Regions from separate parts of the Homo sapiens genome. Here region 1 is linked to region 2. A link is a loop called in an ENCODE intact Hi-C map of the cell type or tissue named here. Cell type or tissue: Caco-2. All regions are shown on one strand. Region 1 overlaps LOC105371278 (a long non-coding RNA gene). Region 2 has its middle 180 kb from the start of IRX5.

Region 1 (2,500 bases), 62 kb after region 2:
CACTCACAGAGAGGAATGCCTCTGAGCATCTGCCTCATTTTTCCTCTGCCCTCCTCGTGTCCTCCGGTCTGTTTGTTGCGCTATCTCTGTGTCAAACTACCACAGGCTGCCTAGTTCTAACTCTCCTCCAAGTTTTCCAAAGAAGCCCCACCCACCAGCCTAAGCTTTACAATTTCCAGGGAGATACGCTGGAGATGCCACCAGCTCCAGCCTCAAAGGAGTCTTTCACCCCATTTGATTTGCAGGGGATGTCAAGCAGAAACTTCAAAATGCACAAAGGGCTAGAAGACTCTGGTATTTTCTAAACACAGATGAATCCATGAAGACCACCTAAGGAGGAGGATGAGGTAGGGAGGAGGTGCAGATAAATTGCATGGCCCCAACACAGCCAGGCTGAAAGTGGGCCTTTTTCTCTTCACCCACTTCCAAAAGCACACAGCTCTGAGGGTCACACTAATGTCTATTAACACCGAATAAGCCTTGGAGAGGGAATGGGCAGACAGCATTGGCCCTATTGTACGGAAGGGGAAACAGAGGCCAAAGGGATCCAAAGAATCCACTCAGTGAGCTGGAAGTGGCAGAGGCAGGAATCGAACTCGGGACCCGGGGTAAGAAAGAAACATCATAGAAGCTGCAGCTGAGAATTCAGCAGGGCTCACAATCAATCTGTGGGTATGTATAGCTGGTTCCTTTCTGATCGGGCAGTGCCCACACCTTACTGATTATTAAAAACCTCCACGTACTGAATCTCACTGTGGCCCCAGGCTGGACACAATTGAAAGCTGGCAGAGATTGGACATGGAGAAGCTGGAAGTCTCTGGGCATGCTACAGAGCCCATCTCTGAGAATGTGACTGTACCTTGGCTTAGCTGATGAGGTTGCAGGGACCCAGCCCAACTTCCAAACGGGTGTGTTCACCAGTGGTTCCCACCTTGCATTTTTAGTCCCTGAAACAGGAATACATTGCTCCATTCCTCCGGCCCCTTTCCAGTCCAACTATCCATCTGATCTATACCTCTCCCTCTGATGGATTTACAAGCCCAGACTTGGCCCCAGTTTTTCTGGGCCTTCCCGTGTGCTGCTCAGCACGGATGCCTTAATACGCCAGCTGAGACTTCTTAAATCCACATTGAAACAACTGTTGGGTTTTTATACTGTTGTAAAACTCTTTGTAGGGTATTCATAGAAAATGTTTTATTAATTGCCATATGTTTATTGATTTCTCTTTCATGTCGGTTCTTTTGTTCTTTCTTTGTAGTGGCAAAAGATCTCTCTGCATCATCATTTGCAAGTTATCTAAAATGTCAAAGGTGTTCTTTTGAAGTTTATTACAGATCACATGCCATAAGGCCCGGACGCTGGGTATTTACAGCGAGGGGGGAATTCCCGCACGGACTTTCAAAGCCCACAAAAGAATTGAGATCATATTGGTTTAAAACAAGACACACACACAAAACCCCAATTTATCATTTTTTACAATTTTTCCCATTTTGAGGGGTGGGGGCGGATATTGCAAAGGAAATTTCAAGAAGGAGAAATGAACAAATGTGTTGGCCTATTTATGCTGTGGGACTCCCTCTGTATCTTGCAGTCTCATTATGGTCCCTGTTAGGGAACTGTTTCCCAATCTTCATCCAGCCCTTGCAAACCTACAGCAGGAGGTTCCATCAGCTACCCTGTGGGACCATCATGCTCCCTTTTCTGAGCAGACACTAGCTTTGGCTTCCCCAGAACAACAGGCCCCATGCCACAGCCCCGGTGAAGATCCCAGGGGAACCCCCTGGGAAGAGCGTCTTCCCCCATAGAGCATTGCACTATTCCTCCGGCCCCTTTCCAACATGGAGAGCAGAGGGCCTGGAGGTACCTGGGCTCTGCCCCCTGGGATCCAGAGTAGTAAGAATTGGAGGAGGACCAGTAAAAAGGAGGGAAAAAAATGTTAATAGTGCAATTCCCTAAGATTTAAGTGAGCTATTGATGTATAAGTCAGCAGAGCATTTTCTTTTGAAAACCCAAAAGTCATTTTTTAAAGCTTAACCAGGGAAAACTCGCACTTTGATCTAGAAGGGGTTCAAATGAGATCCACACACACTTATCACGGAGGCATGAGGAAGTATTTTCCACTCTCCCTCGTTTCCCAAGAAAAAGGATGGATCAGGCGGGCTGGATCCCAGCTCATGCTGAAACACCATCATGCTGGTGTCCCTGGGTGGTGCACTGTCTCTGTGGAAGCCTCGATGACCTTATCTGTTAAATGGGCATACTGATCCCTAGATGACGTTGGTCTTCAAGAATCTGAGAGGGTCCACTGAGCTCTGAGAAAAGGATGTGCTGTCTGGAGTTCCTGCCTCCTTGGTCTCCTTGGCTCATTGCCAGTGCCCTCTCCAGGCGTTTGTCTGGGAACTGGGAAAAAGGGTGGAGAGGCGGGTGGAGGGAGAAATTCGGGTTGAGGACTTCATGCTTTGAGTCTAACCTCAACCAGCTGTGCTCCCTACTTTAAGCC
Region 2 (2,500 bases):
ATCCTGGCTCGAGGGATGTGATTTGTAAGGGTTTTTATATATAAATATATAGACATATATTAATTATATGTCTCAATCCATCAGCCTCTGTGGAAAATAATTGTGGCAGAGCTTTGGTCTGCTCAAGACTGGCCTCTTGCCTTGGCTGGAGCTGGAAAGGTCTATCTCTGAGACTTACCTCTGCAGATGTCCATGCCTCTACACAAGCCTTTTCTCCATGCCCTTCTCTTGTCACAATTGCAACTAACCCAAGCGGCTAATGAAGTGATCAAAGGTGTTAGTGCAAACACCGTTCATCTATCCCCTGGCCCTCTGTGATAACCTTAGGGTTACCATCCATGTCTGACAAACATCATTCCACTGTGACAAGGCCTGTTGGCGATGAGGGCAGCTTAGTCATCATCTGACAACAGACACATGTTGGGGATTTTCCCCTCTCCCCCTGGCCTGAGTATTCTAGCTCTTGGGTTATCGTGCAGATGCCAGTCTGAGCAGACAATAATAACAAGCTTAAGCTCAGAGCCAGAGAAGTCAGCTCTTGCATCTTACTCCTAGAGCCTGGGTTCACTGCCTGGCTGCAGGATTTGTGGAGCTTACTCTGCAAGCGCATTGAAGGCCCACATAAAGCAATTGCAATGCTCCTGGCAAGCATGTTGTCTAAATCCCAGCCTATGGGCTTCTCTACATCACTCAAGCCAAGAGGGAGGGAGCTCAAAGATGTTCCCCAAACTAGGGGTCCCGAACCCCCTGGCCATGGACTAGTACCGGTCCCTGGCTTGTTAGGAACAGAAACAGCAGGAGGTGAGCGCAGATGAGCGAGGGAAACTTCATCTGTACTTTCAGCCACTCCCCATTGCTCTCATTAACTCCTGAGCTCTGCCTCCTTTCAGATCAGGGCAGCATTAGAGTCTTACAGGAGCATGAGCCCTATTGTGAACTGCGCATGCGAGGGACCTAGGTCTCATGCTCCCTGTAAGAATCTAATGCTGAATGTCACTGTCTCCCATCACCCCCAGATGGGACCGTCTAGTTGCAGGAAAACAAGCTCAGGGCTTCCACTGGTTCTACGTTATGGTGAGTTGTATAATTATTTCATTATATGTTACAATGTAACAGTAACAGAAATAAAGTGCACAATAAATGCAATGCACTTAATTTATCCCAAAGCCATTTCCCTCCATCCTGGCCCATGGAAAAACTGTCTTCCATGAAACCCATTCCTGGTGCCAAAGAGGTTAGGGTCTGCTGTCAGAGTTGTCTTTGCATTTGCCACATTTTCCAGGGTCCTGAACCTGGCCTAGGGGACCCAACCCCAGGAAGAGACCAGCGCAAGTGATGGCATTTCATCCATGAGCTCTTCTCCCTCCGATCTTGTGGCTCAGGCTTCACCTATGACTCTTCACCCAGAGTATAGGTGAAGAAACTGAAGCTTGGATTAGTGAAGTCCAAAGTACACAGCTCCAAAGTTAGAGCCAGGATTCCAATCCAGGTCTGGCCAATCCCACAGCTCTCCGTGGCTTCTACTATGAATATTGCCTCCTAGATAGAAAAAAATAAAGAAAAGAAAAGAAAGGAGGGAGAAAGGATTGCATCACTTTAGTTAGCCACTTGGTTTAGCTGCAATTGTGTCAAGGGAGGGACATGGGGAAAAGGCTTGTGTAGGAAAATAACCCATACAAGTAAAGAGCAGGGGCAGAAGACCCCTCCCCCTGGAGGCTCTGCAAAGACCCTATGAGAGACCTCGAGTAGTAGGTAGCTGGGGAGCCCAGGGCTGAAACCTGAAAAGCAAAATAGGAGAGATTATCTGGCTGCAAATTCCAAAGCAAGAGGGATCCTCAGCTCAGGAGACGATCAGCCTCCAGAGACTGCCTGCTGGCTTTGTCCAAGCCCAGACTGGACCAAAAAAGAGTTCTGGTTTGGGTACAGGCAATCTGGCTGGACCTGGAGCCTGAACCACATCTCAGGGCCTGGCACTTTATCTCTGCAGCCGCTGCAGGAGAACACATTTTACAGCTTCAGGACTCAGGTATAAAGAAAGACCTCGAGAGACATTACGATCCGCTGAGGAGAGAGGGGAGGGGAAGGAGGAATTACACAGTCGTGAACACCAGCAGGCTGGCTTTCCATGATACTCAAATTCCTCCTCAAGAAGCCCAGGCACTGGGGCACAGGCAGCTGAGGTCATGGGCAGAGGCTTCCTCACAATTCCTGAATTTCCAGATTTCTTAAAAGTCATTAGTAACCTTCCCAACCTTGGCTTCCATCGCTACCGCTACCCACTGGCTTTTAAGAATTGCACATTTTCCCATTTCCTGAGTTAAAATCATGTTTACTGGAAATACCCACAGCAGCTCCTGTCCCCCTGGCTGAAACTTGAGTGAGATGGGGGCAAAATCCAAATACCCTGAGGATAATTTCTGCCACTGAAAAGGATGGAAACTTCATATAGTTTTGGAAGAACAAGATTACCCCGTTTGCACACCTGAGTACATAGATGGAT

Evidence for each region. A loop is a pair of places that touch in the nucleus more often than their neighbours do. Peaks named below come from ENCODE experiments on the same cell type or tissue, not always from the same donor. Only the 100,000 strongest peaks of a DNase experiment are listed, where the experiment ranks them.
Region 1: a loop joins it to region 2, with 3 times the contacts of the local background. A loop is called at or near these places in 1 of 110 quality-filtered maps.

The regions. Positions count from the first base shown.
Region 1 is chr16:55,044,746-55,047,245 of GRCh38, reverse strand. It overlaps LOC105371278 (a long non-coding RNA gene), which reads left to right. Exons shown (of 3, transcript XR_933599.1): 2 at 246-347. Among named protein-coding and RNA genes, the nearest start is that of IRX5, 120 kb to the right of the region's middle. RefSeq lists an enhancer at 729-1,921. In Caco-2, no CTCF peak of the experiment used is centred here; DNase peaks (open chromatin) are centred at 1,005, 1,365 and 1,675.
Region 2 is chr16:55,107,011-55,109,510 of GRCh38, reverse strand. No RefSeq gene overlaps it. Among named protein-coding and RNA genes, the nearest start is that of IRX5, 180 kb to the right of the region's middle. In Caco-2, no CTCF peak of the experiment used is centred here; DNase peaks (open chromatin) are centred at 360 and 1,480.